6 separate regions of the Homo sapiens genome follow, and regions 2, 3, 4, 5 and 6 are each linked to region 1. The links are chromatin loops, found by intact Hi-C in ENCODE. Cell type or tissue: PC-9. All regions are shown on one strand. Each heading gives the region's core, and the rest is flanking DNA. Links, peaks and the distances in the headings are about the cores only. Region 1 has its middle 150 kb from the start of LINC00604. Region 2 overlaps TTC33 (tetratricopeptide repeat domain 33). Region 3 has its middle 200 kb from the start of LINC00604. Region 4 has its middle 130 kb from the start of PTGER4. Region 5 has its middle 180 kb from the start of PTGER4. Region 6 has its middle 93 kb from the start of PTGER4.

What was found. Peaks named below come from ENCODE experiments on the same cell type or tissue, not always from the same donor. Only the 100,000 strongest peaks of a DNase experiment are listed, where the experiment ranks them.
Region 2: a loop joins it to region 1, with 9 times the contacts of the local background. A loop is called at or near these places in 3 of 110 quality-filtered maps.
Region 3: a loop joins it to region 1, with 7 times the contacts of the local background. A loop is called at or near these places in 9 of 110 quality-filtered maps.
Region 4: it touches region 1 in a loop (6-fold over the local background); 5 of 110 quality-filtered maps call a loop at or near these places.
Region 5: a loop joins it to region 1, with 2.4 times the contacts of the local background. A loop is called at or near these places in 7 of 110 quality-filtered maps.
Region 6: a loop joins it to region 1, with 4 times the contacts of the local background. A loop is called at or near these places in 6 of 110 quality-filtered maps.

The regions. Positions count from the first base shown.
Region 1 is chr5:40,383,159-40,388,398 of GRCh38, reverse strand. No RefSeq gene overlaps it. Among named protein-coding and RNA genes, the nearest start is that of LINC00604, 150 kb to the right of the region's middle. In PC-9, for the core only: no CTCF peak of the experiment used is centred there; DNase peaks (open chromatin) are centred at 2,668, 3,808 and 4,468; H3K4me3 peaks cover 1,480 bases; H3K27ac peaks cover 3,036 bases.
Region 2 is chr5:40,733,658-40,738,897 of GRCh38, reverse strand. The region is part of intron 2 of TTC33 (tetratricopeptide repeat domain 33); the gene reads left to right. It also overlaps a transcript of PTGER4 not described here. Among named protein-coding and RNA genes, the nearest start is that of TTC33, 20 kb to the left of the region's middle. In PC-9, for the core only: CTCF peaks have their summits at 2,203 and 2,408 (motif pointing right); a DNase peak (open chromatin) is centred at 2,407.
Region 3 is chr5:40,435,259-40,440,498 of GRCh38, reverse strand. No RefSeq gene overlaps it. Among named protein-coding and RNA genes, the nearest start is that of LINC00604, 200 kb to the right of the region's middle. In PC-9, for the core only: no CTCF peak of the experiment used is centred there; a DNase peak (open chromatin) is centred at 2,798; H3K27ac peaks cover 1,561 bases.
Region 4 is chr5:40,549,904-40,555,143 of GRCh38, reverse strand. No RefSeq gene overlaps it. Among named protein-coding and RNA genes, the nearest start is that of PTGER4, 130 kb to the left of the region's middle. In PC-9, for the core only: no CTCF peak of the experiment used is centred there; DNase peaks (open chromatin) are centred at 2,753 and 3,253; H3K4me3 peaks cover 1,149 bases; H3K27ac peaks cover 2,545 bases.
Region 5 is chr5:40,495,615-40,500,854 of GRCh38, reverse strand. No RefSeq gene overlaps it. Among named protein-coding and RNA genes, the nearest start is that of PTGER4, 180 kb to the left of the region's middle. RefSeq lists an enhancer at 4,064-4,605. In PC-9, for the core only: no CTCF peak of the experiment used is centred there; a DNase peak (open chromatin) is centred at 3,064.
Region 6 is chr5:40,584,404-40,589,643 of GRCh38, reverse strand. No RefSeq gene overlaps it. Among named protein-coding and RNA genes, the nearest start is that of PTGER4, 93 kb to the left of the region's middle. In PC-9, for the core only: no CTCF peak of the experiment used is centred there; a DNase peak (open chromatin) is centred at 1,953; H3K27ac peaks cover 1,526 bases.

The DNA.
Region 1 (5,240 bases), core at 608-4,607:
TGAAGATAATAGAGTGTGTGTGTGCGTGTGTGCGCACACGCATGTGTGTGAGAGAGAGATCATGTAGGGCCAACGATTTTAGATTTATGTATATATATATTTTTTCAAAAGTTAATTATGAAGGAGGAAGGACCATAAAATATTTAAAGTTCAAATTTCTCTAGTTCCTACTTTCTTAGGGGATTAGTTTTAGGGAGAACTTTTTTTTTTTTTTTTTTTTTTTGAGATGGAGTCTAGCCCTGTTGCCCAGGCTGGAGTGCAATGGCGCCATCTCACTGCAAACTCTGCCTCACAGGTTCAAATGATTCTCCTGCCTCAGCCTCCTGAGTAGCTGGGCTTACAGGCGCCCACCACCATGCCCAGCTAATTTTTGTATTTTTAGTAGAGACGGGGTTTCATCATGTTGGCCAGGCTGGTCTCGAACTCCTGATCTCGTGATCTGCCTGCCTCAGCCTCCCAAAGTGCTGGGATTACAGGTGTGAACCACCGCACCTGGCTGAGAAGTTGTTTTAATCTATGTCATTTTGTAATCTGTACAAATTTATTTTAAAGTGATTTAAGTTATATATTGGTAAAAATTAAATAGTTGAATGAAACAGGTTTCCCTAAGATGACCCAGTAACAGAAAAATTTGTTTCCTGCTTGGAGTGCAAACAGAAAGGACTTAGTTTATGTCTCCTTTAACCATGCCCCCATGCCCTTGATAAAAGAGCTGCTTCTACCTCAGCTGAATGGGAAGTCATTTTGATTGAGTCTGGAAGGGGAATCGTTGGTGGTGGGACTGTCTTCTGAGTGGGGAACAACTGCCCAGGTCTGATGAGGCTCCCTGGGCCATCTGGAGAGTTGAAGTGTGTAGCATTATGTGGAACGGGACGTAAAATTCTCCAGAGGAAACCAGAGCAGCAGCTTCAGCATCACTGGACACTTGTTGGAAATGCCAGTTCCCAGGTCTGGAGGTGATGAGTGTTGGCAGTACAGAGACGAATGAATGAGGGGCCTCTGTCCATTCCACTAGAAAAAGAGGTTCTTGACCCTGGCAGCACCTTATAATCCACAGGGAACTTAAAACAAAACAAAATGAACAACCGATGCCACGGCTTCTGTACCAGAGATTCCAATTTAATTAATCTGGGGATAAACCAAGAACATCAGTATTTTTAACTCTCCTAAAGTGTTTCTAATGAGCAGAATCAGTGTAATAGAACAGATTTCTTAACTTCCACACTATTGACACTTTGGACTGGAGAGTCTTTTGTTGTAGCAAGCAGTCCTGTGCATTATAGGATGTTTAGCAGCATCTTGGCCTTTACTTACAGAACCCCTGACCCCATCTGTAAAAATCAAAAATGTCTTCGAATATTGCCAAATGTCTGCTAGGGGGCAAAATTGCCTCACTTGAAAACCATTGCTCTATAGCAATAATTCTCAAAGGTTAGTGCAACATTGCCCAGTAGAAACATAATGCTAACCATTACAAGCATATGTAATTAAAAAATTTTTAGTAGCCACATTAAAATAAGCAAAATGAAACAGGTGAAACTAATCTTAATAATATAATTTAATTCCTATATCCAAGATAGTATTTCCACATGCACTTAATATAAAAAATATTAATAAGGGATTTTTATATTCTTTTTTCAAGTCCTTGAAATCTAGCATATAATTTATCCTAACAGCATATTTCAATTCAAACTAGCCACATTTTGAGTGCTCAATTGCCACATGTGGCTCATGACTAGTATTGGATGAATGGGGTTTAGCAGGCGTCATAATCACCTTGAGAGTTTGTTAAAATATAGAGTGTTGGCATCCTTGCCGCCCTGTCCCCCTCTCCAGCTTTTGATTCGGTAGGTCTGGGGTGAGGCTTGAGAATTTGCATTTCTAAGAAGTTTCCCAGTAACACTGTAGCTGCTGGTCTGGTGACCACACTTAGAGAACTACAACCACAGATGTAGAGAAACCCTAGAGGCTTGTTATTAAAAAATGTGGTTTGTGGAGCAGCAACAGCAGCAGCAGCTGGGAGCCTGTAAAAAATGCATAGTCCCAGACTCTCCCCAAGACATATCAAATCTGCATTTAGTACTGGAATCTATGTTTCTTTTTTTTTTTTAAAACAGGATCCCCAAGTGATCACATTAAAATTAGAACATAAGACCACCTTGAGTAAAACTTTCCCTGTTAGTGTCTATCTTAGTGTTTTCTTCTTAGGACTTTTCTCAGTTCTTCTCTATTTTTCCCATGAGAATCAAGAATGTAGAATCTTGGTTGCTTTTTTAATTTTTCTGCTAACCATTCTCTATCAAGGGTCTAGTACAGTGCATTCACATAAAAGGCACTTACATAACTATGGAATTAGTGATACTATAAAAGAAGAGAAGGCTGGGACAATGGTTAGATACCTTCTTTGGCTTTAAAGATTTGAATAAAAATGTGTTTCTAGATGAGTTGAATACTGGAGTTCAGGAGCTGATTTTGCAGCTCCTGCAGGCTGGAAGTTTGAATGGTCCTTTCCTTGAGCTTCACCTGTACCCAGGGGGTATGGGTGACTCACTTGGCAAAAATTGCCTTGTGTGGTGCTTGTTCTCAGCCTGCTTGCCAGATTCCTCTTCCTGGCAAGGTAGGGCCCCATTCTTTTTCCTTTTGAGGAGTGGAAATAGTCTGGTGTTTGTGGATCACCAGCATCCAGGAAGTGCTCCTGGGATAGCCCTACTTCAGAACTGTGAGTGATGTTTAAAGTGTTGGTGACCACACAGGTTTCTTCACACTTCTGCAGCCAGCTGGCATTCCAAACTCATCATGCTCAAATTGACTCAGTCCTAAATAACCAAACACTGTGAGAGGGTGGAAATTTGGTTTCCAAAGGGAGTTACTGAAGTTACAAATCCTGACTAAAGTATATATTTTTCACATATAAAAATAGTCTCTGGGCTCTTGGATCAGTTTTATTTTTTTTCTTATGCTTTTAATCATAGAAAATAGTCTCCCCATACTTCTTTTGGGAAACATAGTACGTTTTTTTTTTCTCCTCCGTTGATATTTAGTGCTAAGAGTGAATTTACCAAAGGGTTTGTGAATTCTGTCTGTATATCTTAATGTGCACCCACAACTTTGTAGACAGATGGAAAGATGAAGTAATTCAGAGGTTCAAAAGAAAAAAAAAAGCAGAAATGAGCAACATTTCATAATCTTCTTTGCAACTGGCTTCATTGACCTTTTTCTTACTTAGCTTCCTTCCCTTCACGGCAAGCTTTTGAAAAAATTGGGGACAATGTAATAGTGAAGTGACTATTCTATGTTTTACAGGAAGATTTAAATGAGAAACAATTGCATTGACCAAATTAATGAGCTAGATTGTAGTAGGGCAAAGGTTGCCTGGGGTGTATGCAGGGGGAGGGCAGGAGGGATTCAGCTGAATGAAGTGACAGCCCTCTTTGTTAACTTCAGACCTGGAGGTGTGCTACAGTGTTTTGTCATTGAAGGGTGTATCATCTTAAGGGCATGTAATTTGCTATTAGTTCTCAATTTCAAGCTATTTCCCTCTTAAATCTGAAAAAGTACCAATCTGAGGAGATTATGCCAGGTATATACTGAGTGAATGCTTCACAAGTGAGGCTCATCCAACATTATGGTGAACATTACTATTTAGTCTCTATAAAATTATATCAGAAAGTGAGAAGTATAGATGAGATTTGCTCCAATTCACTCAATGAATCTGGCAGGTTGGAAATAGGCTATTACACTAGACTTCCTGATGGTTTAGTGGGAATTCCTTTGCTTATGAAGCATCCATTATTGCCTGAGGCATTACTAGTGATTAGAAGGGAAATATTTCTGCTCCAATGCCTTTTGCTTCAGCAACCATAGTTTAGCCACGCAAGGGGGAATCACCTTTGCTCTGGTTTCTTGTCTTAGTGTGAAAAGTCCCTGAGCAGCAGCCTACCTCTCCCTTCTCCTCATATTTAATCAGTGAACACTGATGGGGTAGCTTCAAGAGTAGGTACTGTACTAAAGCAAAGGCTGGTGGTTATGTTGGCAAAATAGAAAATGAAAATAAAGGAAACCCTATACAGTAAGTCCTCACTTAATGTTGTTGATAGGTTCTTGGAAACTGTGACTTGAAACAAAACAACATAGAATGAAACCAATGTTTTATTCTTATCAAGGATGTTGAAAGAAATGATATTATTCAAAGACCTGTTGTATGTCATTTCACTTTAAGTCACAGTTTCCAAGAACCTATCGACAGCATTAAGTGGACTTACTGTATATCATAAAGTGGAAAGTTTGGCACAGTAGTTACAAAGGGCAAGAGACGAGAAATATGAGGCTAAATTAAACAAGGGCTAAAATTTTAGATGTTATTTAGCAGAAAAGTTATGGTAAGGGAAATATTATTTGGGATTGTGCTTCTTCTATACATTACCTCATTCATCTCTATGGTAACCCTAAAGACACATTGCACAGGCATTCTTCCCAATGAATGCATGAGGAATCTGAGGCATGAGACATTTAGTTACATAACTGACTCTCCAGCTCATTTAAGGCTGGAGATAAAGTGAGAGCCAGAACTTTGGTTCTGAATTTTCTTTGAAAGATTTTCTGGGATCTCTTCTAGCTGTGTGATTGTTATGTGTAGTTTTAAGCATTTATGAGCATCTTACCACCATTCCCAAGAAAATGATCTATGAAGAAAATTGTCTTAATCAGCTCAGGCTGCTACAACAAAATACCATAGACTAAACAAAATACTATGCAATTTGAAGGCTGGGAAGTCTAAGATCAGAGCACTGGTAGATCTGGTATCTGGTGAGTGCACTCTTCCTAGTTTGCAGACAGCTGTTTTTTTGTTATATCTTAACATGGCAGAGAGAGATGATCTCTTGTTTGCCTCTTATTATAGAGGCACTAATCTCATTCATGGTGGAGGATGAATGAGATTAGGGGATGGTTCCACCATCATGACCTAGTAAGTTCCCAAAAGTCCAACCTCCCAATACCATCACATTGGGGATATAGGCTTTAATATGAATTTTGGGAGGACACAAATATTCAGTCCATAGCAGTTGTGATGTACAATATCTCTTCATATCATTTTAAAAAAGGAACAATGGATAGGCTTTTAAATTTGTGTCTTAGCTGTCTTTCATCTAAAATTACCAGTTCTCAAGTACTCTGCAATTTAACTGCTTTCAGAATTTCACTGCCTATCTATTGATGGCATTTTAACTTTCTGGAGCCTG
Region 2 (5,240 bases), core at 800-4,799, 350 kb before region 1:
AGCTATTCATGTAAAGAATGGGTAAAAAGTTGGAGCAGATGCTTCACAAAAGAAAATATATGAATGACCAAGAAGCATAAAAAAAGCTGCTCAACACTATTAGTCATCAAGAAATTTCAAATTAAAACCACAATGAGATACTATTACCTAGTTACTAGAATGCTAACATTGAAAAGATTGACAGTATCAAGTGTTGGCAAAGATATGGAGCAAGTTAAACTTTTATACATTGCTCATGAAAATGTAAAATAGCTTTACCTCTTTGGCAAACTGTCTGGTTGTTTCACTTTTTTATTTTATTTTATTTTATTTTATTTTATTTTATTTTATATTTTATTTTATTTTATTTTATTTTATTGTATTTTATTGTATTTTATTTTATTGTATTTTATTGTATTGTATTGTATTGTATTGTATTGTATTGTATTGTATTGTATTGTATTGTATTGTATTTTATTTTATATTTTATTTTATTTTATTTTTGAGATGGAGTCTTGCTCTGTTGCCCAGGCTGGACTGCAGTGGCATGATCTCAGCTCACTGCAACCTCCACCTCCCGGGTTCAAGCAATTCTCCTGCCTCAGCACTCCCGACTAGCTGGGATTACAGGCGCGCACCACTCTATGCCTGGCTAATTTTTGAATTTTTAGTAGAGACAGGGTTTCACCGTCTTGGCCAGCCTGATCTCAAACTCCTGACCTCAGGTTATCTGCCTGCCTTGGCCTCCCAAAGTGCTGGGATTACAGGCATGAGCCACTGTGCCTGGCCTGTTTCACATAAAGTTAAATATATACTTTATTGTACAATCTCACAGTTTTATTCCTAGATACTAATTCAGAAGAAATGAAAACATTATATCCACACAAAGACTGTTCCAACAATGTCTCTAGCAGCTTTATTAATAGTGTCCATGAACTGGGACAACCTAAATGTTCATCAGCAGGTGAATGAATGAATAAATTGTGGTATATCCATACAATAGTATTCTCTTGAGCAGTAAAAAGAAATGATTGACATCTCAGAAACATGCTAAGGGAAAGAAGTCAGGAAGAGTACATACCGTCTGATTCCAATTTTATAAATCTGTCTAAAGACAAATTAATCCATAGTGACAGAAAAAATCAGTAGTTGTCTGGGGTCAGCAGTTGGGGTAGATTTCCCGAGAAAGGGGCACAGAAAACTTTTTGGATTGACAAAAATGTTCTTTATTGTGATGGTTGTGGTTGTATTTACATGAGTATATACATTTCTCAAAACTCATCAGAAAGTATGCTTCAAGTGGGTACGTTTTTTGATATATAAATCACACACCAGTAAATTTGATTAAAAAAACAAAGTTTTGAGTGCTTGTCAAATGTAAAATAATTCTATATTCGTTTCATATATCTTTATATGTGTTCATGATGTCTTTGTGTTCTGAATTTGCTGTTATATTGCAAGTTAATTGACAGATAATTTAGATTTCAGTAAAATTTTGAATCTGGATATTATGTATTTTCGGGTCTTGGTTATTTTATCACTCTGTCAGCCTTCTTTAGTAACTCTTGTGCATCACCTGTAGGATAGTAGCAGAAGTCCCCAGTCTTTTTTTTTTTTTTGAGGTGGAGCCTCACTCTGTTGCCCAGGCGGCTGGAGTGCAGTAGCACGATCTTGTCTCATTGCAATCTCCACTTTCCAGGTTCAAGTGATTCTTGTCCCTCAGCCTCCTGAGGAGCTGGGGCTACAGGTGTGCGCCACCATGCCTGGCTGATTTTTTGTATTTTTAGTAGAGATGGGGTTTTGCCATGTTGCCCAGGCTGATCTTGAACTCCTGGGCTCAGGCGATCTTCCTGCCTTGGCCTCCCAAAGTGCTGGGATTACAGGCCTGAGCCACCATGCTCAACCTTGAGTGGCTTTTAAATTCAGAAGTCTTACCTTAGAGTATTCATGATTCTTTTTAACAAAAATCTGGTTTACTCTTCTACCCAACCCCCAAGAAATTTTGGTGCTTAATAGAGATGGTATAGTGAGTATAGTGGTTAAGAGTGTAGATTTTGAAGTCAGATTACCTCCATTCAAATCCCAACTTTATCATTTCTATCTGCATAAACTTTGGGTAGTTATTTTTTGTCAATTTCTACCTCATAGGTCAAATGGTGATACATATCTTATAGAATTTTGGAGGATTAAAGAGCAAAGTCCATGTAAAAGCATGCTACCTAGCACCTAATAAGCACCAAGTGAATGTACTTTAGATATAATATTTTAGGATTTTATATGTTCTTGGTATATTTCCTGTAGTAGTAATATATATTTTTGTAAATTATTTTGTTCAAGTGGCTTTTTCTAGAATTATTACAAACTAGGTTATACCTTCTCAAGAGTCACGGTGTTAGTCCCAACTTTGACATCTTGGCTTTTAAAGTTTCAGCCACTAGATGGTGATATTTGACTGTCTAGCTAACTGGTCTGATTTTTCTGTTAGAATCAGTTGTATGTGTATGAAGCAGGAATATAAATTAGAATTTACCATGCATTTTGTTCTTGTCTAGGAAAGTATACCTACTAATGTAAATTTGAGGGTGATCTTGCTGTGTGACCCACATTCTGCAGATTACTCACATCAGTATATTTAATGACAGTGGTTTTGCCTCATGCTCTGTGGAAAAACATAGATACAGTCAGTGTAGAATGACTTTATTTTCTCACCAGCACATCTTCCAACCTTACTGTATTTGTGCCTATATGATCTGTCATCATTCCATTGTAATTATCAAAGGCCCACCACTCCACTTGTACTCTAGACCCCATCCCCTTGTGCCTTCTCAGGAACGTTGTTCTGAAATTGTCCTCTCATTTTTATATAATCTGTTTCTTCTTTTCTCTCGGTCCTTCTTGCTGGCATGCAAACATACCCTGATAACATCCATTTAAAAAGCTTCTCTCCAAATGCTCTGCCATTTCTCTGCTCCCACTGCACTACAAACTCCATTTCTTGATGAACCATCCAGTCATATTTCTGTCCCCATGAATCCACTGAAACTGCTTTTGTAAAGGTTATCAGTGACCTCCATGTTGTCAAATCCAGTCATCACTTCTCTGTTGTCATTTATTGTGCTTCTCATCATTCAGCACAGGTGACCACAGTCTTCCTAAATACACTGCTCTCTCATCTTCCACACCACCATGCTATCATGCTTGTCCTTGTCTCCATGTCCTCTCCTTTTTAATCTTTGCTTGCTCCTTTCCTTTTGCTCTCCAGATCAACAATCATCTGTGTTTGTGGAGCTGTTGCCAGCTTAACATAGACCTTGTATTTATTCTTCTTTCTTCATGGCTTACTTCTGTTTTTCCCTCACTCTTGATTGCGTGGGATCCTATCCACTCAATAAAGATTTAGCCAGTAAGCTTTGGCCTCAGGCTCTGTTTTCCAGGTAACCCAAATTATCCTGGATTTCTTTCTTTTTTTCACTCATACCAAGTCCAAGTTGAGCCAACTGTACATTTTCAGTGTGTTGTAAATCTTTTTTCCTCTTTCTGTTTTCACTTCTATCCTTATCTAGGGTTATCTCATACCTAAATTACTTTGGTTGTCTCATATCTAGCCTTCCTGTGTACATTTTTGTACCCTTACTGTCTATTCTTCTGGGTCTGACTGATCTTTTAAAAATGTAAATCAATAATTCATGTCTCACTGTTGTATAAAAACTCTGTGGATTCTTCATCACACATACAATTAAATCCACATGCATAACTATGGCTTATTGTATTCTCTGTGATCATGGCTTCGGCCCACCTCCCTGACCTCTGACTTCCTTTCCTCTGGTTTTATTTCCTTTCCACAAAACATGGTTTGGTCCTGCCCCAGGTTCTTCCCTTTGCCTGGAATGGACCTTCTCCAGATTTTCAGTTGTCTGACCACGTTTTGTCACTCAGGTCTCAGCTTGAATGCGTTCCTAGGAAGACCTTTCTTGACCGCCCATTCCGAATAGCCACTTGGTCACTCCCTATCACATTCCTCCATTTGTCTTTTATCACGGCACTTATATTTTAACTGTTTGTTATCTTTCTTTCCCTGTCCCCTTCTAACATGCATACACTTTAGAAAGTAAGATCTGGAAGAATAGTAGGGACCTTTTATATCTTGTTGGGTGCTGCATCCTTAGTACTTATTACTAGAATTCTACCTGTCCCAGGGTAGGTGCCCAGTAAATATTTATAAAGTGAATAAGCTGTTAACTATATAGCTCATTAAATTTAAAGCCACAGTAAATTAGAAGTCTAATTGGGAGTAAAGTAGCTAAACACATTGACATTTCTATTTGGTAAATGAGTGTGCTATCTAACTTATTTAGCTTGATCACCAGCTGTTCTTTACCTCAGTATAGGGCATTATCTCATCCTGCCCTGTTGTAGTCCATGGAACTATTCCCTTTGCTTCCTTCCTTGTGCTACTTCAGTTGCATACTGTTAAGATTGTCCTTAAACTGGCGGAATCAGACTTTGGTCATTTATTAACCACAGTGACTTTAAACCAAGTTTTTATCTTTTAATGCTTCCTATCCAACAGCTGCAGTAGGGCTGTGTCTGTTCAGTCTGTTCCAAACTGAAGTTGAATTAAGAGATATGCTGCAGAAATTATGAGAGACTATTGATTTGTTCAGTGCCAAGTTTCCTGTGATCTAAAAATGGAGGAACTAAGTGGTGCCACCCTTTGTTTGCAGGCCAACAGAAGTAAACCAAAGAGAAATGAGAAGGGGGAAGAATTGAATAAGTTGATGATAGTGAAGTAAATACCCACCATTTCTTGCTTTGTTTAGCATGGAAAACAGCTCACTTGTTCCTTTAAACCTTTATAGGCCTCGTTGGCAACAAAGCACATTTCATTGAGGGATGCCTCTGCTGGCAGCAATGGTTATGCTTTCAAAATAAAAGACAGTGCAGTTGAGAAGAGAGGACATTTTTCTTTTTTCTCAAATCTGTAAGCCTGTGTTTACACGTGTGTGTGTGTATGTCTGTTTGTATGTATATGCACACATGCATACCTGCCTAATAAAAAGAAAAAACTAGTGATGGTCATTGTCACCTTGAACCTCTTAGTTTATTTCGTACTTGGGACAACTTAAGCTTAGGAACATAAGCAGCTTTGTGGGGTTGGGGACGGGATAAGCCATCCTGTTCTCAGCAGTAGTGCTAGTGGTATTTTCAGCAAGACAGCTCTTTATTGTGCAGGCTTGCTCTTTGCCTTGAAGAATGTTAAC
Region 3 (5,240 bases), core at 804-4,803, 52 kb before region 1:
GAATACAAGAAGAGGTAGCAGTAGGGCTCTGATAAGCTTAAAGAAGTTATGCTGCTTTTCATTTTATCCTGTTAGTTGATGCTGACCTCTGCTAGGAGACTGAATCACTGGAGTTAGGTTAGGCTTATGTTGTCCAATACGGTAGCCACTAGTCACATGTGGCTACTGGAACACTTGATATGTGGCTAGTCTAAATTGAGATATACTGTAAGTGTGAAATAGTCACTGTATTTTAGTATGAAAATTTAGTGTGAATAAAGACTTAGTATAAAAAGAGTGCAACAAACTGATAATTCTAAAAAATTGACTACATGTTGGAGCAATAATATTTTGAACATATTAGGTTAAGTAAAATATATTATTGAAGTTAATGTCACTTATTTCTTTTTTACCCTTTTTACTAGAAAACTAAAAATTATACACATGGTGGCCGGGCGTGGTGGCTCACGCCTGTAATCCCAGTACTTTGGGAGGCTGAGATGGGCAGATCACAAGGTCAGGAGATGAAGATCATCCTGGCTAACACAGTGAAACCCCGTCTCTACTAAAAATACAAAAAATTAGCCAGACGTGGTGGTGTGTCTGAACTGGTGGGTTCTTGGTCTCACTGACTTCAAGAATGAAGCTGCGGACCCTCGCGGTGAGTGTTACAGCTCTTAAGGTGGCGCATCTGGAGTCTGTCCCTTCTGATGTTCAGATGTGTTCGGAATTTCTTCCTTCTGGTGGGTTTGTGGTCTCGCTGGCTCAGGAGTGAAGCTGCAGACCTTTGCGATGAGTGTTACAACCCTTAAGGTAGCGCGTCTGGAGTTGTTCCTTCCTCCCGGTGGGCTCGTGGTCTTGCTGGGCTCAGGAGTGAAGCTGCAGACCTTCGTAGTGAGTGTTACAGCTCATAAAAGCAGCGTGGACCCAAAAAGTGAGCAGTAGCAAGATTTTATTGCAAAGAGCGAAAGAACAAAGCTTCCACAGTGTGGAAGAGGACCGGAGTGGGTTGCCACTGCTGGCTCTGGCAGCCTGCTTTTATTCTCTTATCTGGCCCCCACCCACATCCTGCTGATTGGTAGAGCCTAGTGGCCTGTTTTGTCAGGGCGCTGATTGGTGCGTTTACAATCCCTGAGCTAGATACAAAGGTTCTCCACCTCCCCATCAGATTAGTTAGATGTAGAGTTTCAACACACAGGTTCTCCAAGGCCCCACCAGAGGGCCCCACCAGAGCAGCTAGATACAGAGTGTCCATTGGTGCATTCACAAACCTTGAGCTAAACACAGGGTGCTGATTGGTGTGTTTACAAACCTTGAGCTAGATACAGAGTGCTGATTGGTGTATTTACAATCCCAGAGCTAGACATAAAGACTCTCCACGTCCCCACCAGACTCAGGAGCCCTGCTGGCTTCACCTAGTGGATCCCGCACCGGGGCTGCAGGTGGAGCTGCCTGCCAGTCCCGCGCCATGCGCTCGCATTCCTCAGCCCTTGGGTAGTCGATGGGACTGGGTGCCGTGGAGCAGGGGGTGGTGCTCGTTGGGGAGGCTTGGGCCGCACAGGAGCCCATGGAGTGGGTGGGAGGCTCAGGCATGGCGGGCTGCAGGTCCCGAGCCCTGCCCCGCGGGAAGGCGGCTAAGGCTCGGTGAGAAATCGAGTGCAGCGTCGGTGGGCTGGCACTGCTGGGGGACTCAGTACACCCTCCGCAGCCACTGGCCCGGGTGCTAAGTCCCTCATTGCCCTGGGCCAGCAGGGCTGGCTGGCTGCTCCGAGTGCGGGGCCCGCCAAGCCGACGCCCACCCGGAACTCCAGCTGGCCTGCAAGCGCCGCAGGCAGCCCTGGTTCCCGCTCGTGCCTCTCCCTCCACACCTCCCTGCAAGCTGAGGGAGTGGGCTCCAGCCTTGGCCAGCCCAGAAAGGGGCTCCCACAGTGCAGCGGCGGGCTGAAGGGCTCCTCAAGTGCCGCCAAAGTGGGAGCCCAGGCAGAGGAGGCGCCGAGAGCCAGCGAGGGCTGTGAGGACTGCCAGCACACTGTCACCTCTCGGTGGCATGTGTCTGCATTCCCAGCTACCTGGGAGGCTGAGGCAGGAGAATCACTTGAACCCGGGAGGCAGAGGTTGCAGTCAGCCAAGATTGAGCCACTGCACTCCAGTCTGGGCAACAAAGCGAGACTCCGTCTCAAAATATACACACACACACACACACACACACACACACACGATTTGCACTTGTGGCCCACATTAGCAAGACTCTGTCTCAAAAAAAACACTATATATAGTATGTGTGTGTATATATATATATATATATATATACACACACACACACACACACGGTTTGCACTTGTGGCCCACATTATATTTTTATTGGATGGTGCTGATTTAGGCACTGCAGAGCTGGGCCTTTTGGGGAAGATTTGTTAGCTGTCTGGGCTTCAGTATGCATGTGTCTCAAAGGCAGGAGATAGAGGTGATGACCTGGACCTGCTTTTTGTAGACTTGGATTTTGTTTTCTTAATTTCTAAACTTGGGTCCTTTCTCCAATAGATAAATTTAAGCCTCGGAAAACTATTTATTATGAACAGCTATTTAGGTTTCCACAACAATAGCCAATTTTCAAATAATCTCTAAGTATAGCTCCTTCCTTATGACAAGTAAATAGGAAAATGTAACTGATATGTTGGGGAACCTACGGGTGGAGAGTACAGGACAGCGGTCAAAGAGTGAGTCAGGGCCAGGGCTAGCATTAGCATCTCTGTGACTCACAGTTGCACTCTAACCACTTGATGATTTTCATCTTGAGAAATACTGAGTGTGATGGCCCTTTCACACCAGGAAATACTGAAAATTGCTGAATCGGTGTTTGTCAAGCTGATAATTTGACTGATAAAAGCTAGGTGGGTGCAGTGAAATGGGTGGGTTCTAGCCTGCAGCATTGTGCTATCTGTGTATGAGCTACCGTAGGGTTACATCACTGGTTTGACTCAAGAAAGAGTATAAGGGGAAGCCACTGATATTACCTGTTTAGTGAAACATGAAGGAAATCCCACTGCAGAAGTGAAAATGTTACTGCCTACTTTTACCAGTAATTTCAAATGTAAACATTTAATTTAAAGAAATACTAACAATAAGCTTATGATAATTTCTACAAGGCTGAAGCCTAGCACAATTGGGTGAAAGAAGAATTTACATAGATTCACTGGCATGTCAAAAGGTATTTGTGCAGGTGTGTTGTCACCTGACCAAGGTGTCCATACCTGTGCTGTAGGTATATTTAAGATTTTGAAGATTATATTTGAAAAATATTTAGCTTTGTCCTCATAATCGTTTATACATGATTTTCTTGTGGTGATGACCACAAGGTTTTACCGTTGTGTGTCAACATCTGTGTCTCCACAGATGTTGACTCTGAACTTCTCAAGGTAAGGGACTGCATGTTTTTCCTTCAGTTTCTCTGATACTGAGCAGCATCTGCTATGTCGACAGTGGTTAATAAAGGTTTGATGAATTGAGTAGGTCTCCTTCATTAGGTGTATGAGGCAGAAAGAGGAAAAGAGAACTCGTGATGTACAGGAGCTTCTTCTTAAAGGGACTAGTGGGTAGGGAATCTAACTCCATAATCTGTCATTTCCAAATACCTGCCTGTTCTTTGAGCTCAAAAAAGTGGAAAGGAGAAGGCCTTTAAACTTTTGGATATAGAAACCTCAGTGTGGAATTAAGCTTGAGGTAGATGGTTGAGAACTAAAATGTTATGCGTAAGACATTAACAGGATTGACGTGTGACAGGCTGCAGCTAGGAACCAGAGGAAAGGAACCAGAGAGGCGGAAGAGATGTTATGGGGCTGAGTGGGGAACAAACCAGCGAGAAGTTATTCATGGCAGGAAATGGCTAGTACTTTTTCAAACAGTGAGTCTGAGGTTTAATTTTCGGTTTTTGTATTGCTTCTATTATAATCTCAGAAAAAAATCCATTGCCTTCAAAGTGCTTAAATTTCCAGTTGGGAAAGGAGCCTGCGTGTGTGTGTGTGTGTGTGTGTGTGTGTGTGTGCGCGTGCCCATGCCTGTTGTGGGGTAGCAGGTAAGGGTGGAAAACAAAACATGGTTTTTATCCCCCAAATTACTCTTTCTTATTAGGGAAAAGGAATAAAGAATGAAAGTTTTCCTTTGGGTTATATCTAAGAACTGGATAAAGCTCTGGGGATGTCCTAAGGAATAATTTCTTATGTAATTTTTCAAAAAAAGTCAGTTTTTCATTTTAACTGGTCTGCTGATTTTTGGGGGAACAACAGTACAATTTGCAATTTGATGCCTACATATTTATAGGGGAGTCCTGTCCTGTCTATCTCAATGTTGAACCCAAATTCACATTGTCCTCCACGTAAGCTTGCCCTCCACTCAGAGCCACTACCCCACTGACCAGTCACGGAGGACAAAGGTTCTGCTGGTATCACAAACTCTTATCTCCAGAGAATGACCTACTGGATGTTATGGATGTGGACCTAATTGGAATGAACAAAAGCAAATTAGTTGTCATTGAAATAAGAAGTGGTGCCAGACAATATAAAAGTATTCACAGGTTTCAAAAGTTAGGGTGCTTCAAAAATGCCTCACTCTCAGCAAACTATCGCAAGGAAAAAAAAAACCAAACACCGCATGTTCTCACTCATAGGTGGGAATTGAATAATGAGAACACTTGAACACAGGAAGGGGAACATCACACACCGGGGCCTGTTGTGGGGTGGGGGGAGGGGAGAGGGATAGCATTAGGAGATATACCTAATGTAAATGACAAGTTAATGGGTGCAGCACACCAAAATGGCACATGTATACATATGTAACAAACCTGCATGTTGTGCACATGTACCCTAGAACTTAAAGTGTAATAAAAAAAAAAATGCCTCACTCTTGCAGCTGCATGTTTCTTTATAAATCATGGTAGGATTTTTTAAAATTCGTGTTTTCTTATGTGATCTCTTTCCAAAGAAAACTAAGTCATTTCAGACAAAGATAATTATGTTTTATTTTAAATATTATATAATGATGACAATTATATGGGTGTGCTTCTATCTTCACTCTCTTTTATTTAGAATTAGGTTTACCTTAGGAATTACATAAAACTCAACTAGCAGTGGCTTACATAAATAGGAATTTATTTGTGTTATAAACACAGACACACACACACACACACACACACACACACACACACACAATCTGGGGGTAGGTAATTCAGGGATGCCATTAGGGACTCAGGCTGATTCTTTCTGTTC
Region 4 (5,240 bases), core at 853-4,852, 170 kb before region 1:
TTTGACTTGGTCTTATTCCAACCTTGTAGCATGGACTTTTCCCTATAATTTTATAGATAAGAAAACTGAGGCTTATAAAGTTCAAGCAATTTTCCTAAAGGTGTGCCTCTGGTCAGCTCGGTGAACTACCTGTTATTTCTACCACCTGGCATTGCTGATATCAGTCCTGAGTCACATGAAGCATCCAGCTTGGTGTCATGCAGTCAGGGACTTTTGATGATATAACTGATGATGAGAATGGTAGCTGTGAACAGAAAGTACTACTTCCACTACAAAGTTTATTTGAACTTCAGTTTTACATTTTGTTTTATGTCCTCTTATTACATATGGACTACAAGTCTGGAAAGCTTCCTTGATCTGCCAGATTGCCATATGTATGCTCTAAAGCAGTTTTGAATGAATTTGCAATATATGTGTACTTAATAGGGACCAATGCTTAACACAGAAGTATGACCTCTTGCCCCCTATTTTGAAAGAGACACTGTGTCCAAAAGATGATTTGACAGAGGTGAGGGGGTGTATGTATTGTCCCTGAGCTCTTTGATCTTGGGATTGGAGCAGCGTTCTGACCTTTTTATTCCAGAGGTCTTATACTTTTCCCAACACAATCTTTGTGGGATGTGAAGTAGATTGCAGAAACTGTTTAGCCAGCGTTTGGTAAAAGTGAGAGCTGGATAGGGCTGATAGGCAATTAATAGAAGAAAATGATATTTGGGGTTCTCTGTGGAACCTTTAGACCTGCTCCTTCACAGTTTTGCATTTCTCAACAGAGAATAAAGTTGTTTTCCTGTCTTTGTCCTCTTGCTTTCCCACTCATCTTTGTCAAATCCTAGCTGAGGACAATGAATAGTGGCATTTGTTTCTTTCTATTGACATTAAAGGTGGTGCCTCTCTATGCAGGAAAGGACCTGTTAGTATGCAGATAAATCCATGGGGGCACTCAAGTGCCAAAGCCTGTAATCATATTTTTTCATCAGCTTCAATTGTAGTTTGCAAGACTGAAAGTATGAAAATGAAAGCTTATAGCCGCACATACATTTGTGGACAAGGCACTTTAACTGCAGGGAGGCAATAGTCTTAGGATTGCTTTGGAACTCACGTCTTTTGGCATTATCTGGCTTTCTGGCCTCATGGCTCATTAGTCCTGGGGTGTGTGTGTGTGTGTTTGTGTGTATGTGTGTGTTACAGAAACAGAGAAAGACAGGAAGAGACTAAGAGAGGAATACAAAATGGGGAGAGGTATTTAGTTACCACCATTTAGTTGTATACTAGGATCGCTATTACATGCTTGGATTTGGAAGGGGCCACACGTACCTGTGGTAGACTCTGTTGGTTGCTTATGTTCCATTCCAATGCACTCAGCCCCTGGATATAAGTCACTTTTGGTGTAAAGCAATTACGACAATCTTGTTGCTCCTTGACAGTGACTTACCTGGGATGGCTATGTGATCCTGTTCTGGAAAAGAAAATGTGAGGAATATGCTGGGGAAGTCCTACTGTTGTGTGAAGACAGGTTCTTTGGAGCATTGTTGTTAGCCATCTTTTTTGTTTTTTGAGATAGAGTCTCACTCTTGTGGCCCAGGCTGGAGTGCAGCGGCGTGATCTTGGCTCACTGCAACCTCCGCCTCCTGGATTCGAGTGATTCTCCTGTCTCAGCCTCCCAAGTAGCTGAAATTACAGGCATGTGCCACCATGCCTGGCTAATTTTTTTTGTATTTTTTTGTAGAGACAGGGTTTCACCATGTTGGCCAGGCTGGTCTCGAACTCCTGACCTCAGGTGATCGGCCCACCTTGGCCTCCCAAAGTGCTGGAATTACAGGTGTGAGCCACCACACCTGGCCATTGTTAGCTATCTTTAACCTTGAGGGAAAACACTGAATACATACCAAAGCTGATTGAGTAGAAAATTTGAAGGACCTTGTGTTTTGATGACATAATTGAACCGTTGACTCAATCCGGGGCTGGCTTTTCTCTGGTCTCTTTGTTAGGTAATGTCCATGTGACTTAAGCCTATCAGTCAAGTTTTCTGTTACTTGCAAAAAACTATTCCTAATTGATACAATATCATAACAAGAATTATATATTATAATTTGCTTTTTAAATTTCACACTACAGAGCTCTTACACTATAATTAATAGGACAATTTAGTCACACAGAAAATGACATAAGCTAATAACACGAAATCAACAGAGAAGACACTTAAATATTATAAATAACTAAATAAGACATTAATTTAGCAAATATATAATGCATAAATGTGCCTTATTAGTTTGATGCCAATTATCTTTATAAAATTATCCAAGCTTAATTATCATCCTTCTATATCATATTAATATCAGTATCTGTATCAAATTTTGACACATTGGTATTTGCAAGTGAGTTGATGTTGTTGATGCCTCCATAAAGCAAGAACATATTTCAATACATTTAAAACAACATAGCACTGGTGCAGGTCACATATGAGGGTGAATTCTGGAAAAGTAGGCTCTAAAATAACAGATTACCTACAGTGTTCAAGATATCTGTGGCCAAAGTGTTGATGACCTAGGGTGTTTGTCCTTTCTCTGCCCTACTTTGCTCTCTGGTGAACAGCAAGAGAATATCCAGAGGCGCTGGAATAATTACCAGGAGGAAAAAATGTGGTAGGTTTGAACATGCTATTAACTAGAACACTGGTATCTCGGTATTTGAACCCCCACTCTATGTATATTTTCTCAAGCACTGCTTGCACATTACGCAGGAATGCCTGGCATTGGCACAGTAAATAGAACGTCTAGCTCCTTGATGCTCAAGTGTTGAGTCAACAGTTGTTCTTAGGCCAGCACATTTTCATCCTGAATGAAAGCAACCTAAAGTCTTTAAGAGATTATTAGGGAAAGAATATTAGTTTCTCAGTGGATTCAAAGCCAGCTGTGGAGGCCTTTAGTACAGTTTACGCTTCTTCAGTTCCCCTTTCTTCCACCTTTGGCATGCCTACAATTGGATGAAGTGCTTTTCCTGAAATAGCAATCACTCTTAAATCCATTAGCTGGAAACTGAAATGTTTCCCTAATTGTTTAAAGTCTCATTGTGAAAAGGAAGTTACTATTGATTGGAATATGAGAGGAAACAATCCCAAGTTTGTGATTCTTTTCCTTTCTATAAACATAGTCAGATAAGACTGACACACTCAGTGTCATCAGATTTACTTCTCAGAAGTTCCCCATTCATTACTAGAAGTTTCTTGTCTGTGTTTCTTTGTGCCCGTATTAGTCAGGGTTCTCTAAAGGGACAGAACAATAGGATATATGTATACATGAAAGGGAGTTTATTAGGAGAATTGACTCACCTAAGGTAAAGTCCCACAATAGGCCGTCTGCAAGGTGAGGAGTGGGGAAACCAGTCCGAGTCCCAGAACCTCAAAAGAAGGGAAGCTGACAGTGCAGCTTTCAGTCTGTGGCCCAAGGTCTGAGAGCCCCTGTCAAATCACTGGTGTAAGTCCAAGAGTCCAAAAGCTGAAGAACCTGGAGGCTGATATCCAAGGACAGGAAGCATTCAGCATGGGAGAAAGATGAGGGCCGGAAGACTCAGCAAGTCTGCTCTTTCCAACTTCTTCTGCCTCCTTTATTCTAGCAGAACTGGCAGCTGATTAGATGGTACCCACCCAGATTGAGGGTGGGTCTGCCTCTCCCAGTCCACTGACACAAAAGTTAATCTCCTTTGGCCACACTTTCACAGGCACACCCAGGAACAATACTTTGCATCCTTTCAATTCAATCAAATTGATGTTCAACAGTAACCATCACAGTGCACAATCATTTCGTGTGTGTGGGTGGGGGGGTGGGTGAGTGTGCGTGTGTTTGGGTTTGTCAATACTTTCTCTCCCTTAGTTTTATTCTTGGGCCTCTCTTATGTGATTTGGATCTTTGTTTTACTTTCAAAATTTTTATTGAGTTTTAATAATTTTTATCACATCTTCAAGCCATCACTCTGTCTTTTAAAAGTTAGTTGGCTCAGATGCAGAAAATTGAAACTGGATCACTTCCTTATACAAAAATTAACTCAAGATGGATTAAAAACTTAAATGTAAGACCCAAGACTATAAAAACCCTAGAAGAAAATCTAGGAAGTACCATTCAGGACATAAGCACGGGTAAATATTTCATGATGAAAAACACCAAAAGCAATTGCAATAAAAGCAAAATTGATAAATGGGATCTAATTAAACTAAAGTTCTGTAGAGCAAAAGAAACTATCATCAGAATGACTAGACAACTTACAGAATGGGAAAAAATTTTTGCAATCTATCCCATTGACAAAGGTCTAATATCCAGAGTCTATAAGGAACTTAAACAAATTTACAAGAAAAAAACAAGCAACCCCATTAAAAAGTGGGCAAATGATATGAACAGACAGTTCTCAAAAGGAGACATTCATGTGGCCAACAAACACATGAAAAAACCTCAACATCACTGATTATTAGAGAAAAGCAAATCAAAACCACAATGAGGTATCATCTCATGCCAGTCAGAAAAAAAAAAAAGTCCAGAAACAGCAGATGCTGGTGAGGTTGCAGAGAAAGAGTAACTCTTTTACACTGCTGGTGGGAGTGTAAATTTGTTCAAGCATTGTGGAAGACAGTGTGGCAATTCCTCAAAGATCTAAAGGCAGAAAACCATTTGACCCAGCAATTCCATTACTTGGTATATACCCAAAGGAACATAAATCATTCTGTTATAAAGAAACATGCACATATATGTTCACTGCAGCACTATTCACAATAGCAAAGACATGGAATCAACCCAAATGCCCATGAATAGCAGACTGGGTAAAGAAAATGTGGTACATATACACCATGGAATACAATGCAGCCATAAAAAGGAATGATATTATGTCCTTTGCCAGGAAATGGATAGAGCTGGGAGCTGTTATCCTCAGCAAACTAACGCAGAAGCAGAAAACCAAACATGTCATGTTCTCCCTTATAAGTAGGAGCTGAACAATGAGAGCACATAGGCACATGTAGGGGAGCAACACACACTGGGGCCCGTCAGGGGTGGGAGCGGGGTGGGGGGAGACCATCAGGAAGAATAGCTAAGGGATGCTGGGCTTAATACCTAGGTGGTGGATTGATCTGTGCAGCAAACTACCATGGCCTATGTTTACCTATGTTAACAAACCTGAACTTAAAATAAATGTTGGATAAAAAAAAAAAAAAGAAAAAAAGTTAGTTGGTTGAACCCTACTGCTGGAATATGGCA
Region 5 (5,240 bases), core at 661-4,660, 110 kb before region 1:
GCATTGCCAAGTAGATGTGCTGGTACAAAAATGGAGAGAGAGTGAAAGGTGTTTCCAAGGAAGTAATTCTAATTAAGGATGAGTGGACTTCAAACTAGGTAAGAAGATAAGACATAAGAAAAGTGTTCAAGAGGAAATGTTTGGTGTCAGTTACCTTTCAGTTGATTGGAAGTCTCCATAACTGAAAGTGGAGAATTTTGAGAGATTATGTACCGAGTAAATGAGCTCAAAGATTAGAACGTGGTGTTCAGAGAGGGGGAAGCTGGAGGCTGAGATTCTGAAGTTAGTACAGTTAATGGTGATGACAACAAGGAATAGGAGATTGAACTGGAATGGAAGAAACAACTTTTGGACATGAGAATGTAGAGGAACCAAGACACCAGAGAGTTGATGTCATTAAACGTTTTGCCAGGAGTGGGGGTAGAAAGGAAGTTATAGAACAGGTGACAAAGTCATCAATAAGTGATGAAGAGTGACCAAGTTTTGTAGATGCCAGTAGCAAGTAGAAAGAGTATGATGGCTTAAACTTCAAAGGATCTGGGCTTTTGAGCACAGGGAGAAGAAATGGTTTAGAAGGAGCAATGGGATCTAACTCCAGGCTTTGAGGTACCAAGGGGAAGGAGAAGAAATCTTCCCTCAGTAAGACTGCAAGAGAAGCTGTGCCACTAGTGGGGAGCCAGGTGAAGGGAGTGCTCAAAGATGGGTTGTATTCTTTTTCCGGGGAGGTATAACAAAGTATTACAAACTGGGTGGCTTAAAACAACAGAAATTTATTGTCTTCCAGTTCTGAAGGCCAAAAGTCCAAAGTCAAGATGCCAGCAGGGCTGTGCTTCCCTGAGGTCTGTTCCAGGCCTTTCTCCTAACTTCTGGTAGTTCCTTGGCTTGCCACAGCATAACTCCAATCTTCATTTGGTGTTTTTGTGTGTATGTGTGTGTGTGTCTTTGTCCAAACTTGCCTGTTTGAGAAGGACACTAGTTCTATTGGATCAGAGGGCCATCCTACTGCAGTATGACCTTATCCTAACTAATTACATCTGCAACAGCCCTATTTCTCAATAAGGTCACACTCTAAAGTACTGAGGGTTACGATGTCAACATATGAACGGAGAGAGGGATGCAGTTCAACTCATAACAAGAGTGTTTGCTGATGGCAGACAAGAGGAAACACTGGAGGGGTTTGGGAGGTACAGGATGATTAAGAAAGTGGGTCAGAGTAGGAAATGTACAGAGTACTAGGGATGGAGCTCAGGTTTCTGGTTAATAGACAACAGGGATGTCAGGTCTGGTGGCTTTACATTTGATAGCCAGACAGGGGGATATGGGGACACTAGACAGACATTCTCTCCTGCAGCTCTCAGCAGGATGGTGGCCAAGGGGAAAGTAAAAGAGCCTCAGTGTGCTGGTCTCAGGAACAAAAGGAAATCTGAGGACTTCTTTTCTCTAGTTCTGAGGTGGTGTAGTGGCTTTGGGGAGCATCTGTCTCACTTGGAGCATGAAACTGGGAATGTGTCTCCTTTGAAGGGTTTGTGTTGTGGCAGCTGAGACATGAGATGTGGAGAAGAGCCTTTACCATCTGATGGTTTGGTGTTGTACTTATTCATCAAGCAACCCGTGGAAGCTACAAGTGTCATGTCAGCTACAGAGCAGAGCAAAATGTTTGGTATTACAAGAAACAGTTTTTACCATGTTTCAGCAATAGTGAAACCAAAATTGCAAGGAAGAATGTTATTTTAACAGGGAACAATTTTATTGGGTATGAGTACATGGGATTCTTTGACATATTCGTTACAATATGCTGCTGCTGCTAAGTGAGTTTTTAAAAATCTTTAAGACCAGCATGGAGGGACCTCTGTCTGTCAGAAAAGTCTTCACAAAATTTGTCAAATGGAAGAAGTTTGGTTTGGGTGCCCATCTATTTTTCCCTTCTTTATTCTTGTTCCACTTGCTGACACCCTTTTCCCTCCACTCTCCAGAGACTCCTTACTTGCCTGATATTTTGCTTTTATTCTCCTTCTCCTTCTTCTTTATGTCATTTACTCCCTAGTGTAACAAACATGTTGCTTTCTTCAGCCTATTTGCATTGAAAGAAGATGCTGCCTAGTGCAATTAAGACAGCTTCCTCGTCTGGGGGTGGAGATCCTGACATTGCATCTGCTTTATCATTTTGTACCCATGTGATCCCCTATCTTCAAATATAAATAGGACTAATAACATCTACCCCCACAGTTATGATGATCAATAAACGAAAAGGGGCTAAGGAAATCAGTGGCTGGCATTTTGTGTCTTTAAATTATTTCTTTCTCTGTGCCATAAGTTATTCAGTTTTGGAACCGGAATTCTTGTTAAACCAGAGGGAACAAATTTCATAACAATTGATAATGACGGACCAGGGGATAAGTGAGGTGGTGGGAACATTTTTCAGTACATATCAATCACATCAAGGCCAAAAGCTCAGATTTAAAATTCGGCATTGGTTTGTAAGCCAGAATACATTACTATTATGCCACAGGAAAAAAAATCTCAAATGTCCACTGATTCTTTTTTTTTTTTTTTTTTTTTGAGACAGAGTCTTGCTCTGTCACCCAGGCTGGAGTGCAGTGGCACGATCTTGGCTTACTGCAACCTCCGCTTCCTGGGCTCAAGTGATTCTCCAGCCTCAGCCTCCTGAGTATCTGGGACTACAGGCATGCACTACCATGCCCGGCTAAATATTTTTTTGTATTTTTAGTAGAGATGGGGTTTCACCATATTGGCCAGACTGGTGTGAGCCTCTGCGCCAGGCCAAATGTCTGCTGATTCTGACCGCTTCCAAGCTATGTGACCTCTCCTTTAGCAGGTCCAAATTATTCAAGTTTCTACTATATTCAGGTCTTCGAGTGTGGCTGAACTATTAGTAAAGGTAATTCAGGAATATACAGCAATTTCTTTTCATCCGTAAGAGCCAAAGGAATTCAGTTGGAATGTGAGCTTCAGTATAAGACAGGAAATGGAAAGTCAGATTCTTAGTGAATTTTAATCCAAGGTAATTAGTCATTCTCTCATCTAGGCCTGCACTCAAATCTCCTGAATGATGTAGACTTGTGATTGTTCCTATGGCAGCAATCTCAAACTTTACTGTACTTAAGAGTCTCTAGGGAACCCTCTAAAGAGGCCCTTCTCTCAGAGATTCTAAATGACTAGGTGTTAGGTAAGGCCCAGCCCCTGTATTTCTGCAGAGCTCTTATGGTGACTCTGGTCAGAGGATCCATAGATGACACTTTGAGAAACACTAACCAATTGATATAAACTTGTCATTGGAAAAATGCAGTTGCTTTAAGTCAGGGATCAATTTCTTTCCCCTGTCCTTTGTTTTCGACTTTCCGTATTTAACACTGTGTGATGCGCATGGAAGGGAGCTTAATATATTTTAGCGGGCAAAATAACTACAGGGAATTTATCTGTAAAATATTGAATTATCACGTCAAGGAAAGGGTTAGCTGAAGTTATTTCTAATATTGACCTTTATTAGAAGATGTTGACTACCTTTTTTCCATTTTATTTCCCTCAGCTTCTTGAATCACAATTATCCATTTTCTTTGTAATAGAATGGTCAGTAAAGGAAATTAAGTGCATCACTCCTATAGCTGTACTTTCCACGAAATTCAATTTTGCTGACCCAACTTCTTCTCTTTAATTTCAGATCTCTTGGAGGCATGAAATCAAGAATTAGGTTTATAAGCCTAGAAAATTTATCACATGCCACCTAGTATGTTCCTTGCCTTTAGCAAGATGGCATCTAAGTCAATCTATTGCAATTGTACTTCTGAGGTGACCAGAGGTACCTGTGCCTCTGCTGTGGGGGGGGTCCCCACCTGCACCCATGTTCCCTTGCTTTTGCATCCTAGATTATAAAGGTAATTTCTCTAGGTGTTTGCTACTGATTTGTGAAGGATTGTTAAGGCAAAAAGAGGCAGCAGGTTTTCTAACTAATGTTGGGAAATTTTGACATGCTTAGCAGACACAGTCCTCAGGAATAATAAAATAATCTTTGGGAGAAAGAAACATGAATGCTTGTTCTTTAAGTAGAAAAACTGAGACCCAAAGTATGGATTAGAAGCTGCACGAGTAATGCTCTCTTTACCTGCGCAGTGCTGTTACACTGCCACAGGCAATGTTCTGTAACCCCTATGCTACCACCAAATCAAACCAACGGCAGTAATAAAGGATTCAAATAGCAAGGGTTAATGATATTCAGATATAATCTTCAACTTTCATATTAACAAAGACCTTCTTTAAACTGTCTTGCTTAATTTAAATTCTTTCATATTACCTTCTCAAAGAGGTGTTAATAGGAACAATGGGCACAAAAGGGCAAGAATGCAGTCAAGACAAAGGCCAAGAGCCCAGCTAACTAACCTGAATGAACATCTGCAAAATTTGGTTGCAGCAGTTTTATGTTAGGATGTAATGATCATTCACTCTCTCCGTCAGGCCAGTGCAGGCCCCTCATAGGGTGTCCTGTATGTGGTGGGTGTTCAATAAGTGCTTATAACCCATTCATCTCCATTCAGTTAGATGAGAATCATTTGACTTGGATTTTTCCAGTTCTGTGATTAGAATCACAGGATTTTCGGTGTGTTTGTAAGGGATGAAAAGAGTTCGTTTGGATTAGAAATGATACAAAGACCATACATTTCTTGTCGTTGAGCTTAAGCATACAAAAAAAAAAAAGGAAAAATGATCATACTTGCATTGGGGAGTAGAGTGAGATCTTGAGCCATGGCTGGGTGATGCTGAGCAGCTTATAGCATCTCACAGGAATGACTTCTATTGCGGTGGGACTCTTTCTCCACTGGGGCCCTCCAGAAATTGGGGACAGTCTCTTTTGAGATGCAGGAGCGAGTGAGTCCTGGTATTTCTGGTTGATGTGGGAATTGAATTTGTCACTGTGTAGGTGGGTTTGGGGCAGGCAAGCTAATGCCTGGAATTTGCTTGAGTGGAACAAATAACACAGCACCATGTCTCAGCAGTCCCATCGCTCGTGGGCTACTTAGTGGCCAAACTCATGTTCAGAATCAATCAGTCAGCTTTGTTTGTCCACTCTGGGCTGACTGCCTCACAGACTTGCAGAAAATGTTGCACTGACAGAAAGTAAAATCACCCCAAGAGTTTCATTCATGTCTTGTTTGCATCTTAATGATAAATATTTATTATTCTGGTGAAAAGAATTTTCCTTGTGTGTCATATTCCATCTTCTGGGA
Region 6 (5,240 bases), core at 397-4,396, 200 kb before region 1:
ACTATACTTGGCTTTGGCTAGAGCATAAAATGTAAAAAAAAATCCTTAAGATAGTATTAAAAAACAATTTGATACAGATGTTTTAATGCGAGAAGCAAGATAACAGCAATAGTTTTCATCTAGAATAAACACAATTGGGTTGCCTACTATATGTATATAAATATATATGATTTAAAGTTTATTTTGTTTTTCTCCTTGATTTGTTTTGATTTTGTCTTCAAGTGCACAGAATGGAGAAAACTTAATGGATGTCTCATAATACAACCTCACCATTGTTTTATGTATGGCCTGCTTTTATCTACTCATCCATCATGATTAATATAATCATTCATAAACTCATCATCAAAAATAAAAGCTAAATTCTTTTTTTTTTTTTTTTTTTTTTTTTAGACAGAGTCTCATTCTGTCACCCAGGCTGGAGTGCAGTGGTGTGATCTTGGCTCACTGCAACTTCTGCCTTCCAGGTTTAAGCGGTTCTCTGCCTCAGCCTTCTGAGTAGCTGGAACTACAGGTGTGCACCACCACGCCTGGCTAATTTTTTGTGTTTTCTTTTTAGCAGAGATGGGGGTTTCACCATGTTGGCCAGGCTGGTTTCAAACTCCTGACCTCAAGTGATCTGCCTGTCTCAGCCTCCAAAAGTGTTAGGATTACAGGTGTGAGCCACCACACCTGGCCAAAGACAGGAGCTAAATTCTTGATAATAACTTACATCAAGTTATATGGTTTCCTTCTTCTGTACCACCCCATTCCTAGCTTTCTCTTCCCTGGGAAGCATCACCCTCTTCCCTTGCTTTCTCTTGCTTTTCTTTTAATATAATTTATCGCATCTGTATCTATTCCTAAATAAGATATCCTACTGTGTGTGTAATCTTTTGAGAATTATGTTTAACTTAATAACATACTGCTAAGATTCATCTATATTGTTGTGTATTGCTATTGTTAATTTATGAGATTTTCGAATAGGACTTTGTTGTATGAATATGTCATTTTTTTCCATCTTGTTGATGGGCATTTGGGTTATTTCTAGGTTTTGCTTTTGTGTACAGTGCTGCTACAGACATTCTTGAGCATGTTTCTTAGAGTACTGGCACAAGGATTTCTATTGGGTATACCCCTGGGAGTGAAAGAGGGCATGTGAATGTTTAACTCCTTGAGATGAGAAAAATTATTTTCCAAAGTGATTGAGCCAATTTAATCTACTTCCAGCAAGACATAGAAGATTCTGTGGCTCCATATTCTTGAAAATGCCAATTATTGTCAGACTCAGTATTATTTTTTTGCCAAATGAACGAGTTTAAAATGATATCACATTGATTAATTCTCTGATTAATAATAATGTTGAACAGCTCCTTACATGTTTATTGACTATATGTATTTTTTTGTGTGTGAAATGTCTCCTTAGGTCTTTTGCTTCTTTTTCTATTAGGTATTTTAATAGTTTTTCTTTTTGTAAAATAAGACTCATTCAATTTACAAATGTCAATAATTTTAGAAAAAGATCAGCAAAAAGCAAAAGACTCTGTTGTGAACCAACTTTCATCATGTTAGTCATGCAAAACTTTTAGGTTCTTTCTTTTTTGTCTTGATAACAATAGCCACAAAAGATTTTTGAAGTAGCAATGGTTAGCTTCTTCTCCACAACCTTGCTACCAGATTAAAATGAATACATGTCTCAGACTGAAGTCTGTTATATAGTCAAATACATATTCAACAAATATTCACTAGCTAGCAGGTATAAAACTATTCACAAATTTGATCTGCAGGCTCCATGAAATCTCAGTCATCTGCTCTTTCAGGTGTCAGAGTACAGGTTGGCTTATTTCTATGTCATCTAGTCAGTCTCATTTGATTGAAACAATGGTTGGATATAGAATGTATCAGAGATTAGTTTCCATTCCTAAGGAGACATGTTACTCAGTTCCCTTGTACACACAAGAGTGAACAGATCTTTAACAACTCTAGACAATCCACATTCCTTGAATACCTGTAATTGCACAAATAGGAGAGAATTTCTAGCATGCATCAAGCAAATAAATAGTCATTAGTATCACATAATTAATTGGACTAATTTGACATCTTATGCATCAGCAAAATGTCTATTGTCAATCAAGATACAGACAGCAGAAGGGCTTAACAGCAGCCACTCTGAAGAGAGGCCCTTTCTAGTATAATACTAGCTCATACCTCGGTACTGCATTCTTGAAAGAATGTTGCTGAGTATCTCTAGAATCAAAGCTTAAGTGAATCAGCACTTACATACTATTACAATAATGATGCTGAAGTATTTTTTAGGAAAACAACAGTCACTGTGACAGATTCTCACAGTTCTACTTCTTTCCAGTAGACATAACTACCGTTAGTTTAATATATACTTCTCTAATAAATGTCTTATTTTTTTGCACAAAACAAATTTAGTTTAATGATTTATAAAACAAACACCTGTATAAAAAACAAACCCTAGTATATAAAAAACAAGCACCAGTATAGATCAACATTAAAGCTGAGAAACAGGACATTGCTTACACCTTCCTGAATGACTCCACCTAATTTATCCCTTTTCCTTCCCCCTCTAGGTAAGTATCCTAACAAGGACAGTAAGATGTTCATGTTCTTGTTTTCCACTGTAGTTTTACACCTATTTATGTATTCTTAAACAATATAGTTTTAGTTTACTTTAAGTTTTAATGGTCTAAAAAGGAAGCATTTTTAAAAAGTGATTTGTGAGAGGAGTTTAAATGGGTTATTTTCTTCTATCCCATCAAAGTAACCCTACAAGTTAGCTTAGCTGTATATGCCTTCATAAATCAGAAATGGTTCCATTTCTCAAGTTTGCAATGTCCCATTATGCCATCCATTACCCAAGGAAGGAATTCTGTATTTACTGGCTGTTAATAAGTGACTTTATTTTTATTTTTTATTTTTTCAACAAATCAATTAATGCAGATTATTAGCACTTTTATATAGGAATTCTCACCTCCCAATACAGAGGCTACTCAGAATGTGTTTGCTCACCCACTCAGCAAGCTCCCCAGTCTTTGACAATCATGTTGGGTCTCTAGACGTTGTTGTGTCGTCTTCTAAATCCAAGGCCTCTTATGCTAAGTTAGTGCTATTTTCTTGATGAATGTTGCTGGCAATTTAGTTTGTAGAAGGCAATTTTTGATTCCCAGTAGAGAGGAAATACTTTTAGGTGAAAAAGGAGTGCCTGTCCTCAATGAGGGCCTCTGGTGCTCAGTACCAGGGGCCACCAAAGATGTGTGAGCTGGTTATTGTCTTGTGTCATGGGAACATGTTTTGTGCCAGCCCCACCTCGCCTGTTCTAATTCATCTGCAAATAATATAGTTAGAAATGGAGGCAGAAGTAAGGCTATAGCCTTCTTCTAATATAGCTCCATTTCTGTGTCAGTTTTTGACTTTTCAGTATGTAACTTTGCTTTCATTTATCCCAATGACCCTTACATTCTTTGCTTTCATTTATACCAATGACCCTTACATTCTTAAAACACCTGGAGGTGTTTTAAGATCCTTATAGTTAAGGGTTAAGAGCAAATTCTCATAGGCCTGAGGATAGGTTAACCTCACCCTCCTTCCACTCCAACACACATACCTTTTTCCTTTAGTCGGGACTGTGGACACAACAATAATTGGTTTCTACCCTAGCTGGACAGCCAAGGGATTGCAGAGATTGTGTTGGACTTGACTTCTCCATTAATAAGAATGCTTATTGAGTGCTTACTAAGTATCAAGGGGGTGTTAATTGCTTCACATACAACATCTTATCTAATTCTCGTGGTAACTCCGGAAGGCAGATATTAAAATATCATCAGTGCATTTTACAGATGGGAAACTAACCCAGAGAGGTTAGGTAATTTCCCCAAAATTACATATTTAGTGGCGGACCCAGAATCTAGGTTTGCCTCAAAGATGTGTACTCTTAATAACCACAAAACTATATTTTCATGTTCCTTGAAGTGGCAGAAATACAGCTCTAAGAAGCTAGTTGTTCCTTTCGGTGGCTCAGAAAATGGGTAATGGTTCCAATGTGAAAATGTAGAAATGTCCTTTCTGGTTTGGAGTCCATTATGATGAACAAAGATGTAGTTGAGTTCTTTTCTCTCATTTTGGATAGTTCACCACATGTTTTGTTTAGGTACCATAGAACCCTTAGACCAATATTTTGGATTCATAGAGCAAATGCGTTGGCTATGTTAGTCGCTGGCTTGATGTAAGTCACTTACAAGTTCCTGGAATATCATCTAGTTTTATGTTCAAAATATGTACAAAATATCCCTCCCATGTGCTAAATATATTACTAAAAAAACCCACCAGGCAAAACCCCCTCAACCCCTCACCCCTAATATTAGTAATTTCAAGTTGTGTCTCTATTCAAAACTCTCAAGGTCTAATGGTGTGAAGGAAAGAATGTGGATCAAATAGTCCTCAGTTTGAATCCCCACTCTGCCTTTTACTGACTCTGTAATCTTGGGCAAGTTTCTTAATCTATCTGGGCCTCAGTTTTGTTTTCTATTAAATGGGAATATATATTAACATTTTCTTTATAGGGTTGTTGTGAGAATTAAATGAGGTCTAGCATAGTGTTTGACAGGCTAAAGATTCTCCTCTAAGCCCTGGTAAGTGTTCAAAAGTGAACTACTCTTTTAAAAAAGTTATTGTGAATTTTGTTAATAGAATTATAGAATCTAAAGGTTGAAAATAACTTTGCAGATCACTGAATGCAGGTTTCCAAACATATCTGTGTATCAACATCAATTGAAGAGCTTTAAAGTACACAAAATTCCAAACTCCAGTGGCTAGAGATACTGATTTAGTAGGTTTGGGTTGGGAAGCAGGAGGCCTGGTCTTTAAAAAGTTTCATTTATAGTGGTGAATACTTGTCGTTATGCATTTGTCAAACCCCATAGAATGTATAACACTAAGAGTGAAGCCTAATGTAAATTATAGACTTTGGGTGATAATGATGTGTCATGTAGATTCACCAGTTGTAACAAATGTACCACTCTGGTGTGGACACTGATGGCTGAGGGAGGCTCATATGTGTCTACAGGGGAGCAGGGAGTATATGAGAACTCTTCATACTTTTTTTCTCAGTTTTGCTGTGTACCTAAAACTGTTCTAAGAAATAAAGTCTATTAAAATTTCCATTGAGAATTCAGATTAATATTTAAGTTTGGGATCTCTTTAATTCACCCTCCAGAACAGAAGCACCCACAGCTGCAGCA